2 separate regions of the Homo sapiens genome follow, and region 1 is linked to region 2. The links are chromatin contacts, found by Hi-C in ENCODE. All regions are on one chromosome and are shown on one strand. The core of a region is the stretch at or near the end of the contact, and the rest is flanking DNA. Distances in the headings are between cores, read along the strand shown.

Evidence for each region. Hi-C counts contacts between places; a loop is a spot of excess contacts on that map. Pooled maps may share reads with other maps.
Region 1: a loop to region 2 is called in a map of ascending aorta, with 4 times the contacts of the local background. The contact joins the promoter of LINC01366 here to the enhancer-like site in region 2. A Hi-C loop is called at or near these places in 3 of 168 maps with a recorded cell type or tissue (ascending aorta, endothelial cell of umbilical vein and naive thymus-derived CD4-positive, alpha-beta T cell) and 11 of 50 pooled maps.

What each region holds. Positions count from the first base shown.
Region 1 is chr5:170,327,078-170,334,635 of GRCh38, reverse strand. LINC01366 (long intergenic non-protein coding RNA 1366) reads right to left here and starts at 3,243. Exons shown (of 2, transcript NR_108025.1): 1 at 3,059-3,243; 2 at 1-1,502. RefSeq lists enhancers at 244-1,091, 1,126-1,175, 1,092-1,941, 3,007-3,176, 2,741-3,940 and 1 more.
Region 2 is chr5:170,628,284-170,635,010 of GRCh38, reverse strand. All of the region lies in intron 1 of KCNIP1 (potassium voltage-gated channel interacting protein 1), which reads right to left. Among named protein-coding and RNA genes, the nearest start is that of KCNIP1-AS1, 50 kb to the left of the region's middle. RefSeq lists enhancers at 1,722-1,901, 1,676-2,257. Within about 2 kb of position 1,775, at least 26 of the 41 ENCODE cell types and tissues checked have a DNase peak (open chromatin) inside an H3K27ac peak, as active enhancers do; they include ascending aorta, where a contact is called at or near this core.

The DNA.
Region 1 (7,558 bases), core at 1,994-4,493, 300 kb after region 2:
TAAAAAGAAAAAAAAAAAGAGAACAGAGGACCCACTGGGAAAGTGGGGATGAGGGGAGAGAGAGAATAAGCAGAAGGCAGGAGAGACAGAGGGTGATTGAAGGAAAAGAGGGGCTGCAGAGAGGCTCACAAGAGCCATAGCCATCTCTCTCATGCCATAGGTAAAAAATTTAACATTAGATTTTTCATTTCACAGACAGATAAACTGAGGATGCTAGGAGCTCAGCAGCAATACGAGAAGGCAGGGTATTATCTAAAATTAAGAACAGTGCAGCCAGGGTGGGAAGAGAGGGAGCTTTGGAGCTCCGTAAGCTCCAGGAACTGAAAAACCACAGTCTGCCTCATCTTTCTCCCTGTCCGCGGAACTGAACTAGCCTCCAAAGCCAAACGGGTTGTTCTGCTGACTTAGCTTTGCATGGCGAATGCATTTGAAGCTTCTGTAGGTTTCCAGAAAAATTGTGCATTTCCTAGGGAGTAAACACCATAGCTTGATTCATATTATCAGTTTTGGGGTCCATCTACCCCATAAACCACACATGACTCCACTTTGCTGAAATAGGAAAGATGGTGCAGTGATGCAGTAATATTAGCAAGAAACAGCCAGATAGGATCTAAATGGGGCAAGGGTGTTGATTTGAGGTTCAGGAGAAGCCTTGTGCCATTTTCCCAACCTCACCATATAAAGCATGGGTGAGGGCCAAAGATAAAAGCTGCTTCCGCCCAGAGCACATTCCCAGGGATCTCCTGGTACAGTCCACAGTACTGATGATCAAAGCAGTAACAGCAGGGTCTTTGCACCACCTAGGCCAACTGAGGGTTCATAAGCTAAGCAGGCGTTCAGCTTTGTTACCCTTGGAGAAATGCTGCATTTTCACTAAAGAGCATTTCCTGTTGCAGAGAGGAGAGCTCGGCCCCCTGCCGGGATAATCACAATAAAGTCTCCGTTGATAAAATGGCCAAGGGGCAGTGTCTCAGGTTTCTCTGGTTTGCAGGTTATGGAGCTCACTTGTGAGCTCCAATCCTTGTGAGTGGAAGCATCTTTCTGAGACGCTGCACCCTCTGCTTTCCACTGTACATTCATGGTGCTGGGCTTGGGGAAGCCAGGGACCAGGACTATGGACTGAGTGCTTCCCACACCCATCACCCCAGGACACATGCTGGAAGATGTTCTCTTTTCTAATAAACCATCTACTAAGAATATCCGTTAGTCATGTTCTCTTTTCTCCTGAAAGTCAGGCGTGGGTGTCTGCCTAATGTCCGGGTCCAGTACAGTGTCTTCTGTGTGCTGAAAGACAGTCGGAGTTTCTCTTCTTCCTGTGGTTTTGTGGGCAGTGTCGTTTTGTGCCAACCTGCTGTCTGGGACTGATGAGCGCTCACCCAGCCACCCTGAGACTTGGTGGTGGACAGATGCACCCTGCTTCCTGAGATAGGTGCTGGGACCCACAGGGTGTTGAACAGATCCCTCTGGTCATGAAAATGGCCCTCTGGCAGCCTCTCAGTGACCTGTGTAAACCAAAAATAAAATTCTAAGTCCCCCAACCATCTGAATGGACCCCTCGCCTCGGCCAATAGCCTTCCAAAGTTAACCTGAAAAACTAGTGCAAACCGTGGTGGGAAGGGAGGGTCGAACGTGCCTCATTATTTCCTGCTCCCTTTTGGAACTCAGGCACAACTGACCAGCATTAACATTAAAACAGACCTTAGGATTGACAAAGCTGATTCTTTGTAGCAATAAGACACCAAATTCCAGCCTGGCTGTAGTATAGCATCACATGACAGAGAGCAGGCCCTGAAAAAAAAAAATCAAAGTATTTTGCCCCAAGTTATGTTTATTTGCTGTATCTCAAAATAGTCCTGCAAAGCTGTCTCTTGTGGGGAAAATCTATATTTCGAAGAGAATCCCCTTCCTTTTCGTGCTCCAGGAGAGAATTAATTCTGATAAGAAACATTTACAACCTATTCTCTCTGAAGCCTGCTACCTGGGGCTTCCTCTGCATAATGGGAACCCTGGTCTCCACAACCTCTCATCTTAACCCAGACATTCTCTTCTGTTGATTCTAGGTCTTTAGATGATAATACAACTTTTTCAACCAATTGTCAATCAGAAAATCTTTGAATGTATCTATGACTTGAAGCCTCTGCTTTGAGTTGTCCTGCCTTCCCGGACCAAACCAACGTACATTTTCTATGTATTGATTTATTTCTTGTATCTCCCTAATATATATAAAACCAAACTGTAACCTGACCACCTTGGGCAGGATCTCCTGAGGTCTGTGTCACGGGCTATTGGTCACTCATATTTGGCTCAGAATAAATCTCCAAGTATTTTATAGAGTTTGACTGTTTTTGTAGACACCTGGGACAGGAACTCTTGGCAGAGCAGACCCCTGGAGGCAGCACCCCTGCTGCTGTGCCTGCTTTCAAAACCCCATGGCTCGTCCTTCGTCCCCTCCTCTCTGTCTCTCTGTGACTTGAAGAAGGATGAAAGGCGGCCTGCAGGTGGACCACAAAAGTGGGAAGCATCATTCCCACCCAAGAAAGGAAAGAGAACAGAAGACGCCTGATCAGAGCCTTCCTGAGGTCTCATCTCCCCTATCTCCGGGGAGCTGAGAACCACCCCCAAGGATTTGGTGGGTCCCCTCCCCAACAGGCCCCTCCACCTCTGGTGAAAGAGCTCTGCCCACTTCTCTGCTTAGTCTGAGCTGATAGGAGGGAAAAGGAGAGCACTGTATGAGTCACAGGTCTCATTACCTCCCCTCATAGCCCAGGGGAAGGGGAGATGGCAGAGGCGGGTAGCAGGCAGGGCTGGGGATGTGCCATGGGGTTCCCCTGGCTTCTCCCCACAGAGGCTGAACCTCCTGGGGGAACATTTGAAAGCCTCAGAGACCAGCTATGGTGCCAAATACTAATGGCCTCAGTTTCCCTTCCTATCCCCCACCTTTGCACGAGTGTGAGTACTCACCCCCCGTCAACTATGTGACCTTGGGAAGACCCCTCTGAAAGACCTCACACCATTCATGTTAGTCCTCCTTCCCCACCTCCCCACACCATCCACACACCACATGCATCAAGCCCCACCGACTTCAGTCCTCAGCATCCTCGCCCCTCAAGAGGGCTGAGAAAAGGAACCATGCTCTTCACGAGCCACCATACAGACGTGGGAATTCCCCTGAAGGTCAGAACCACAGCTCCTTCTCAGCAACTCCTTCTGGCCCCAGGAGTGGGAGGTCTCATGGTCCCAAACAAAACGGAATTGCCTGTGACTCATACCCAGCCCTGCCTATTGAGAAATCTACTTCCGGTGTTGGGGGTGTGGGGTGGTGCGGAACTGGAGCCAGGAAGGGGTGTGTTTGTGTGTGTGTGTGTGTGTGTGTGTGTGTGTGTGTGTGTTCCTCAGCTTCCTGGCTACTGAGTCTTCTCAAGACCAGAGCTCCCTGGCTTTTCAGAAAACCAGCTCTCAAATCATCTAGATCATCTATCCCCCTTACTAGGTAGTCCAGTGTGGCCCAAAGCCTATTTGGACTTTTTTTTTCTTAAAGGAGAAGAAAAAAAGAACCAAGTGAAAACAGAAAATAATTCAGCCACGTGAAGCTGAATTATTATAGCTGCCCCATGTGAGTCGGGAAAGAGAAGGGTGCTTCCTAAAACATGTTAGACAAGGCACTCTGCGGCTTAGTCCCATCCTCCACGCCCCGAAGTCTGCAGCTCTCTCATCATCTTTGCTGCTTGAGTTTTGAGAGGGGCCCAGTGTGCCTTCTGCAAAGCCTGTGCCACTTGCTTCGAAATGTGGCTGTCTCTGGAGGGTTCTCACGAGTCCCACGCTGGATCCTGAGGGCACAGAACTGAAGCTGTTTCAGTTTTTGGTTTGCATGTTGTTGTTACTGTCGCAAAAGGGAAATATCAACTTGGATATTAACAAAATGGAGAACTGAGACCCACCCTGCGATTTTTGCCATTTTCTCATTTTGGTAGAACAAGAGCAAAGAACAAAGGCGCCTTCTAATGGCATAACCTAACTTTTAAGGTAACAGCATCATTATATGTTTAAAGCAAGAAAAGAAGAGGAAATAATGTTTGTCAAAATCTATCATGTGTCAGACATTTTACCGAACTTTCTCCCCTAAGCCCAATGACATAGGTACTTGTGTCCCCATTCCATGATGGGGAAATGGGGGCTAAGAAAGGTGCGGTGACTTGGTTAAGGTCATACGTGTAGAGATGAATGCTAGAGAAAGGATTCAAAATCAGGTCTGGCTGTTGCTGAGTTTCCTGTATTTTCCAAGTTCTTACACTTTCCCTAACTTCCCTGCCTTCATCTCTGTCCTCTCCTCTGCTTACTCTGTTCTTTTCTGTTCCTCAAACACACAAAGCTCATTCCCACATCAGGACTTTCTGTCTCTCTTTGTTTGGCTGCTTCCTTTCTTATCATTTGGGACTCATCACAAAGGCCACCTTCTTGTAAGGTGACCTGACCATTCCTTTTAAAGTAGTACCCTCTGGGATATTGCTCTGTTAATTTACTTTACAGTACTTCTCACTCACCTACTTTGTTTATTTCCGTAGTCTGTGACCCCCTACCCACCCCTCACTGACCCTGCAACAGACACTAGAATGTAGGGCTAGTGAGAGCAGAGGCCTCTTCTTTCTTGTTCTTCTCTATATCCAAAGAGTCTGGAGAAATGGCTGGGACATTGAGGACATTCAGAAATATTTGTTGGATGGATAGGTGGGTGGGTAGATGGATGGATAAACAGGTGGGTGAGTAGACGGATGAGTGAGTGGGTAGATGGACAGGTGGATGGGTAGATGGATGAGTAGATGGATGGATGGACGGATGGGTAGGTAAATGAATAAAATGGTAGATGGATGGACAGGTGGGTGGGTAGATGGATGAGTAGATGGTTAAATGGACAAGTGGGTAGGTAGATGGATGAAAGAGTAGATGGATGGTTGGATGGGTGAGTAGGTAGATGGATTAGTGAGTAGATAGATGAATGGATGGATGGGTAGATGGATGGATGGATGAAGATGAATGAGTTGGTGAATGTACGTATGTATGAATGTATGGTGTCTACTATATGGCAGGTTCCAGTGAGGATGTAGAGATGAATAAAATGATGTCTCTTTGATCCAAATGTTTGCTTTGAAATGAGGGAGACCTTCTCAATAGTCAAGTAGTTGCATCAAAGTATATTAGGTGTTCTGAGGGAATATCAGATCTCAAAAGCACATTTGGGATAGAAATGAGGAAGGGATCCATTTTTGCTGCTGGAGGGTGATCAGAAAATGCTCTATATGGGAGATAACACTGTATCTGATCCACGAAGGATAAGTGGTTATTATTCAGGTAATCAATGAATTTAAAAGCTTCCCTGCAGCCTAGGAAAAGGGAAAGAAGCTGAACACAGTCTTAGAGTCTAAAAACTGCAAGCTATTTGGTGTGATGGGACAAGAGGTGTGAAAGATCTGGTCTTGATTGCTACTGCATATTCAGTGTTTAGCATTCAATTACCCTACTATTGGCACTTCATAATAGTACTCAAGAATAGGTCCTCAATAATTATTTGTTGAAGAAAGGAACAAAAGGAGAGCACAGGGAAAAGTAAAGCTGGCAAGATTGACCTGTGCTGGGTACTGCTGGGCTAAGGAATGTAGATGCTAGTCAGAGGAAAATGGACCATCACAGAAGGGTTGATGAGATGCATGTTTCTGATGGTCACCCTGCTAAGCACAGGAACTGTGTTGGGGAAAGTCCAGGAAGTGGCAGGAATAGACAGAGTGGACTATGGCTATGGTCCGAGTGTGGGATGTTGAGGACCTGAGCTAATCAGGATAGTGTACGTGAAAAGGTAAAGAGGGATTCTAGAGACTTGAGGAAGGTAGAACTAGAGTGCTATCCATGGTTCCATATGGATGAAGAAGGGAAGAGGGAGGGAATATAAAGAGAAGAATTTTCCATGCCCCTGCTGGAATGACTAGATGCTAGCCACTGGAATACAAAATGTATGGGGTGGGGTTCACCATGAAGCTAATGAAGGTTATGTGCGAGAATCCCTCCCTTTCACATCCACTATCAAGGTCCTAAACCTACTCTTGTATTCATTGTTTTCTTTTTATTTATTTTTTCCTAAAGAGCCCCTTCCTGGCCAATTATAGAATCCTCAGGCTCCACCAAGCCTGGATCTTCCCCTGGAAATACAAGGAGAACAGTTTGGGGGAAAGGATTCCATTTGGATTGTGAATTCCATTTGGGGCATGGTAGGTTAGAGGTGGATGAAAAACCTTGAGGTGGAGATGTTCTGCAAGGAGCACAGTGTGGGACAGGGCTTGAATCCTGGCTTCATGCTGTGTGGACATGGGCAAGTTGTTTGAGCTCTGTGCTCAGTAAAATGGGATGTTAATGATAGTACACCCTGATAGGGTTGTAAAGATTAGATGAGACAACATAGGTCAAATGCTTAGAACAGTGCCTAGCACATAGTGAGTGTTGAAAACAAGTTGCGTGTTGGCTTTTGGTATTCTGTGGGGCAGTGTATATCTGAGAGTCACTGGAGTTGAGGGTGGCCTTGGGGGGAGTTGGATTGTGTAGCAAGAGTGTATTAGGGCTTGATATGAGGAAGACCAAGGACAGAGCTCTGATATTTATCAGGGTGAGCAGAGGAAGAGGAACCAGCAAAGGAGGCTGACGAGGACTAGCCAAAGGGGTCCTGGAAGCCAGGGGAGGGGAGAATACCAAGCAGACACTCAGTCATGGGTGTCACCTGCTGCTAAAAGTCTAGCAAGAAGGTGACCACAAGAGGCTGCTGGCATGGGTTTTGGGGACATCTCAGTGACCTTGTCAGAGGGCTCTCGGTGGAGAGTTGGGTACTGAGGAATGAAAGTCCCATGCAGACGACAGGTGTAGATGGTCTTCTGCAGAACCTTGGCTTTGGGAAAAGACAGGAGGCAAGAGGCAGAGGAGAACAGAGGCAGAGAGAAGGTGTTAGGGTGGTTGATTTGTTTTGCTTTGGGAGGACATGATTCACTGTTTAAAGATGAGATTCACAGGCTTTGGGGGCTGTGATGAAGAGTTGGTGTGTAAAGTTTAACAATTTGAGGAAGAAATAAAATAATTGATTAAAAAAAAAGTGAATGCCTTGAAAGAATTAGGAAGGGGAGGAACAAGTGACACAATAAGTGGCCAACCCTGAACTGCTCTCTGAGTCTCGAAGGAAGGGGGCAAGGGTGGGAAGGTTATAAATAAGCTTCTAGGTAGGAGGACAGGAAATGGGGCAGTTATGCCTGATAGCCTCAGGTTTGTTGCTGTGAAGTAGGAGGATAGATCATCTGCAGAAACATAAATACACAGCTTCTCCCACACCGTGGGCACTTAGGACAAATTATGATTACGAAACTTAAAATCTCAAGGGAATATTAGGGTTAGAGGAACCCGAGTTGATGGTAAAGTTATTAATATCCCTACAAATTGTTTTACTTCGATTAATATAAAGCAGTGAACAAAGCATACCGAGTAAAAACAACCTCAGAGGCAATTTGCACATCTTTGTTAGTGCTCTACC
Region 2 (6,727 bases), core at 526-3,025:
TATTACATTTATATATGGAAGCAAGAGAAGCCCAGAGAGGTGAAGTGACCTGGCTGAGGCCACACAGCATATTACTTACAGAGCTGGAATTCCAGGCAGTCCTCTTGACAATCTAGTTTGTGATTTAAGGGTTGCCAGCCTGGAGCTGCAATTCCTAACAGCAATGCCTGGGAATGCTATGAGCTATTAATCTCCTCTTACATATAAACAAATTGCAAAATGTATCATATTAATGATGACCTTTCTCTTTTTGGCTTTCAGGACACATCTGCCTGGCCTTCCTCTTGCTTCAGTGGTTTCCCATCCCAGTCTTTGCTGGTCCTTCCTAATCTGCCAACCTCTTACCATTGAAGAGCCTGGGGCTCGGGACTCAATGCTCTTTTCTTCCCTCTTTACACACACACACTCCCTGGGAGAGCTCATGTCGTTTTGTGGATTTCCGTGCCAATGACTCCAAAATTCTATCTCTTGCCAGGATCTCTCTTTTGAATGCCAGCCTCAAACATCCAGTTGCCTACTTTGGTGCTACTCGAAGTGTGGTTCTCAGTCTGGCAGCATTGGCATCACTTGGGAAGCTGTTGGAAATGTAGAACCTTGGGCCCCATGTTGGGCCTATTGAATCATTTTGGGCCTATTGCAACTCAGGGGTGCAGGGGTGGGCGTGGCACCCATCCATCCGGTTTAACAAGCTCTCCAGGGGACTGAATGGATGCTGGAGTTTAGGAAGCATTTTATTCCTTGCCCTCTCCACTTAGATATCTCCCAGCCATCTCAAACTTAACAAGTCCGAACATAAGTTCCCGATATTTCCTCACTCTACCAGCCTTCTCCATCTAAGTTAGTGGTGACTCCATCTGGTTATCTGCTCAGACCAATAACCCTGCTCAGACCAATAACCCTGCAGTCATTCCGGAGTCTCTGTCTCACCTCAACTTTGGTCTGTCAACAAATCCCGCTGGCTCCATTTTCACAACACCCGCAGAACCACATCCCTCTCACCACTGGCACTGCCACTAACCTGGCCAGAGCCGCAGCATCTCCCACTAGATTCTTGTAGAAGCCTCTTGGGCGCTTTTCACACTCTGCCCTTGGCCCTGACAGTCTACCCCAGCACAGCAGCCAGAGGGATTAAAATGTCATCAGCTCTTGTTTCTGCCCCAAGCTCTCCAATGGCTCTCCTTCTCGTGCAGCATAAAAGCCACAACCCTTATCCAGACGCACAGCCACACCCCGCCCCGCCCCATCCCCCCTCCGCCCCGCCCCCCGCCCCCCCCTCCGTCCCCCCCTCCGCCCCCCCGCCCCCTCGCCCCCTCCTCCGCCCCGCCCCCTCCTTCCGCCCACCGCCATCTCTCTGACCTCTCCTCTCCTCTTAGTTCTCTGTCCCTGGCCTTTTAGCTCATTCTGAAACATTCCTGGAACACATCCAGGCACATTCCTCTGCACTGGCTGATTCTTCATTTTCCATCCTGGAAAGCCTCTGCGTTTCTTTTGCCTCCTGCTTGGGTCTGCCATAGGCCTCTGCACTGGCTGATTCTTCTTCCTGAAAAGCTCTCCTCCCAGACATCTGCATATCCAGTCCCCAACTTCAGGTCTTACTCCAAGCCACTTCTCAGTGAGGCCCCCTGACTACCTCAGTCACTTAATTTTTAAAATTTGCTCCTATGACTAGCTGCCCTGCTCATTTTCCTCATCTTCTGTGTTGTCCATGTGTTTGGTAGAATGTCCGCTCTCGCTCTCGCGGTCCCCTCCTCCCCTGACCAGCGTCCTCCTCCCACTTCGGAGGGTCCCGCTCCGCCTGTCTTACCTCTTCTGGACGCCAGGTGGCGCCCCACACCGCCCAAGCCCCTGGCCGCCTCCATCCTTGCTGGAGAGACCCCGAGAATGCCTGGGGAAGGCGTGACCCTCGCAACCCCCTTCCCTCTGCTCTCCCCCTGCTCAAAGGAGGATGTCCTTTCTGACCACCAAAGCGGATGTTTCCTCTGAGACCCAGGAATTCACAATTATTCCTCGGGGAGAAGGGAGGGAAATGGCCTCTTCCAGGTTCAACCCGTGCTCAAGCCCCAACCCACCCCCACGCGAGGGAACGCTGTGCAGGACCTGCTGCCTGCTGGGTGCGTGCTGGGTGCTTTTACATGGTTGTCCCATGGAACCCTCAGCACAGCATTAGCGTTCCCACTTACAGATGAAGAAACTCAGGTTCAGAGAGGCCAGGTTGCTTGCCTGAGGTCACACAGCTGGTTAAGTGCAGAACTGGGATTCTAGCCTGACTCAGAGCCAGGGCTCTTCCACTTATTAAATGTCCCCCCAGAGAAGGCACAGCAGGAGGCTGGCCCATCTTTGGGCATCACATTTTAGGAATCGAGGAAGGGAGCTGACACTGGTTTGTGCTGGTCTCTTTCATTTACCGCCCACATCCCTGGCGGTAAGAATGTGCAAACGGCCCAGAGAGGTTGTGGTGCTTGCCCAGGGCCACGCAGCAGAGCCGCGCTGCTCCTCCTCATCTCCCGCCTCTGTTGGTTCGCCCTGGCCTAGGGAGGCAGAGTGCTCTGCAGCCCCTGCCAAAGGAGGCTGCTTCTCTGCAAAGGATTCTTCAAAAGCCTTGCAAGGAAGCGCCAGGGGGCAGTGGTGAAGGCTGGAGGAGAATCTTCTGGGGGAAAAAGATACAAGATTTGAGGCGAGAATCCTAATTACAGGAAGACTAATAGCCTGTCAATCCACGTGGCGTTGGTGGGACAGGGCTTGATTCCAGGGGCATCTGGGGTTTTCTGAGGGTCTCTCTTGCTCGCTCGCCTGGGTATTCATTTTCCCTCGCCTCTTGGAGGCAGAAGCAAAGGCTCCGAGAGCCTTGATTCAGATGCGTGTTTTTCTGCTCCCCAACTCCAGCTGAGCCTGGCCTGGGGACTGGGCAGGAGGACAGAGGACAGGCACGAAGGTCCTCTGTGGCCGGCGAGGACTCAGAGCTGAGCGGCCTCAAGCGTGGGCCCCTTTAGCTCCCCCTGTCTGTGGCAAATCGTCCTGGACACCAAAGACAGCCGGGAAGGGGAGGTCCACCCCTGACCAGTTGGGAATGTCCCTGTGAAGGGGCGGGATTTGGACCTATGGCTTGCTGTCATGAAGGCAGCTGCCAGTATGTGCCAGTGCACATACCATCTGGGGCTGTTGTCGGCGCTACTCTTTCCCCTGGTCAGGACTGGCCCAGGTCTCTAGTGGGGGCAGCACGTGGCCTTGGGGAGCCCAGAGGCCCCTGGGAGAGAAGCCCTAGGGGACCTGGGAGTCTCAGCTCCAGTGGATGGCATCTGGAGGGGAGGAGATTTGAGGGGTTGTGCCCCCATCACAAAGAGACTTTCCTGGCATCCATTCATGATGAGCAATGACAAATACATAAGCCAGCAGTCTGGGGCCTGGTGGCTCTGTGCTGTGGAAGACAGCTTCCCTTCTGTGCAGGAGACAATTCTGTGTGTTTCTAAAATTCCATTCGGGAAAGCCCCTGCGTTTCTTTTGCCTCCTGCTCTCCTGCTTGGGTCTGGAGCTGCTTTCAAAAAGCGTTTGAAATGGAGAATGGCAGAGTCCAGTCACCAGTGCTCAGAATTGCTCTTGGTTCCTGAAGCCCCTTCCTGGGGCAGTGGTACCATGTGTGTGGACAGCAGCTGCACCCTCAGCCTTTCCTGAGCACCTACTATGTGCCAGGCATGGTGCTTGGGCTCTCACACACATTCTTTGGTTTTCTGCCCACAGCTGTCCTGGGAGGTAGGAATTCTAACACCCATTTCACAGATGACATAACTACCTATCTAGGGGGCTGGGCAGTTAGGACAACAGCCCCTACACACTGGAAGTTCTCTCTCTTGTACCAGGCAATTTCGCAGCCATTGTTTTGTGAAGCTGAGTGATTGTCCCCATTCATAGAGGAGGGAACAGAAGCTCAGAGAAGGAAGTCATCTGGTTGGAGTCACCTGACCAAGTTCACACACTGAGTCATTGACAATCTGTACTCAAGCCTCGTACCCTTATTCCTAACCTAGTGTTCCCTCCACTGTCCCGTGCTGACAGCTGTTATCAGTTGCTTATGCCCTGGTGTGACTGGGGAAGGAGGTAGCTTTGGAGATGCTCTTATCTGCACGCTGCACTCATCAGAAAGTCTCCCTCTGAGCCTCAGTTTCTGGACCTGGAAGATAGGGGTGATGCTGTACTCTGGAATTAGACCTTCAAGACACAGTCATGCAATCTGTTTCTTTCCTCCCATTCCTCCCCACCAGGCATTTCCCTGTGGATGGAGAGGCTGTGATTGCTCCCTTGGGGTACAATTGTTTACCAGTAGATTCCCTGACCCCTGGTCTTGATGTTCTCACCTGTGCTGTGCCCATTCACATCCTCTGCCTAGAGTACCCTTTCTCTTTCCCAGGATCCTCTCTCTCCTTTGTTTTGAAACATACAGTGGCTCCAAGTTAGGCAGTAAGGCCCTTTCATCTGCCCTCCCCCAAGTCCTGATGGACGCCTCTGGGCTCCAGCGACATAACGACACACTCGACCCCCTACTCATCTGTACGTCCCAGCCCAAATGCTGCCTTTTTGGAGAGTCTTCCCTGGTTCCCTGGCCCACCCTGGGCAGAAGTCATTGAGTTCATTGCTCTTGTTCACTGGCACACAGTAGGAACAATGAATGCATGTTGCTGGAGTCGGAGCACTCAGTACATTAAGTCATCGGTGCTGCCCACTTGGCTGCCTAATGCATCCATCCATCCATCCGTCCATTTATTCACTAAGTAAATATTGATTGAGTTTTATAACATATCAGGTCCTGTATCTAACCTTTTTGTCTGACATGGTGGGGAAAGACTGTGCCTAGATCTTCTCTGTATCCCTCGAGTTGGCATCTGGCCCCTCAAAATTGTCAGGGACCTTTTACCTAATAGTCACCAGGGACTCAGTCCTGCTCTTTGCTGGAGGAGCCCAGCTACCCCGGCCCCCACCCCCTCACCCCAGGCCCAGCCTGGTGCAGGGAGACGGGATGGGCAATGTTGCCAACTGTTCAGCACTTGCCTGCCTTGCCCGCCTCAGCCCCAGCCCCATCAAGAGGAACAGGTCCAAGTCCCTGCCTTAGGATGGGCTGGATGGAGTAGGGTTAATTTCCTTCTGCACAATTCACATTGTTTCTAGAGAATCTTGTGTGGTGGTTGCCCTTTTTCAGGTTCAGGGTTAATTCATTTCACTCATATGTCTGGGCATGCATTTGGTGCCCTTACTAGATGCTGCGTGCTGGGGATGTGGTGGGGATGGGTGCTGGTGCCGGGGTTGTGGAGGTGAAGGTGGCCCAGAGAGGAGGGCGTCAGGGCCAGGCCTGAATGCTGATGCCACCCTGCAGGGGGAGGGGGCAGACTTTCTAGGGAGGGACCAGCAAAGGCCCAAGATGGGACCCAGCTCAATCTAACTGAGCACCTGGAGAAAGGACAGTGTGCTGGGGTGGGGTGGGGGACCCAGGCATCCCAGCTAGCACCTCTGGCCTGCCTGAGACCCCTCCTCTCTGCTTCTGCAGGCCTTGGCCCCAGGGCTGGTTGGTTGCTGACCAACTCCATCAGGGCTTGGCTGTCCGGGACCCCTCTAAGGGTGGAGCAGGTCCTGGGGGAGGAGTCCCTTGGCCTGCTGAGTTGCTGTCTTAGCCTATCCGATCATTTACTCTTTCCTTCTAACCTTGACGTAGGACCTTGGCCAGGAGGTCCCTGCATGAACAATGCCCCTGCCCATGGCTCACCTTGTCGGAATCCTCAGGCCCTACCTGCACCCCGTCCCTTACAGCCCCCTACATCTCTGTCTGATGAGGACTGAGAGTCTGTCTCCCAGAGTGGTGAGCTTAGGCAGCTGGGCTAGCATGAGATCGATGCGTATGTCAGGGGCGAAGGAGGGAACAGATGTTTTCTGAACAGCAAATCCATAGATGTGCGAGGTGGGAGTGGAGGGCGGGAGGACAGAATGATTTTGCATTTCAGGGTCAGCCTGTGGCATGATAGATGGAGAGGCTCAGTGGGGCTGACGAGGCACAGGGTGGGCTTGTGGCCAGCGCTGACCTCAGTGCTGCAGACTGCAGGCCTGGATGGAGGAAAGGAGATTTTCTGTCTGACCCTCATGCACGGCCAGAGCTCCCCTCAGGGGGCTGGGGGCCAAAGCTGCAACACTTGCTCAGAAACTCCAAACATGAACCCTGCAAATTAACCTTGAGCTGCCCTCGAGTGCAGCAGCTCCCCTGCCAGAAGCGCGTGCACTGCAGCGTTGTGTGTCAATATTCATGTATTGACGGGTGTCTTCGCAGGACAACCAGGCCTGCAGTGAGATCATTCAATCATGCCTTCAGAGCCCAGACCCCAGGCATAGTGAGTACCCCATGCTGCGGTTTATGACAGGTACCAAGGCCGCCTTCTGGATCACATATTTTATTACATTTTTTCCCCAAACCAGTGTTCCTAGCAGATTCCTCACTGGGGCTTGTAGGGCACAATATGATTATGGCCAGAAACGCACACACACACACACGCCCTTTGGAGTTAGAGAGATGAAGTTGAAATTCTGACTTTAACACTTATTGTTATGTGATTCTGAGAATTTCCACCACTCCGAGCCTCAGTGTCCCCAGTTGTCATAATGGCCAAGATTCACTGTGAGTGTGGGCTGTTGTGAGGATGAGATGCCATGATTTCTATAAAGCAAGTCAGGCTGGGGGTAGCCATGGGAGGTG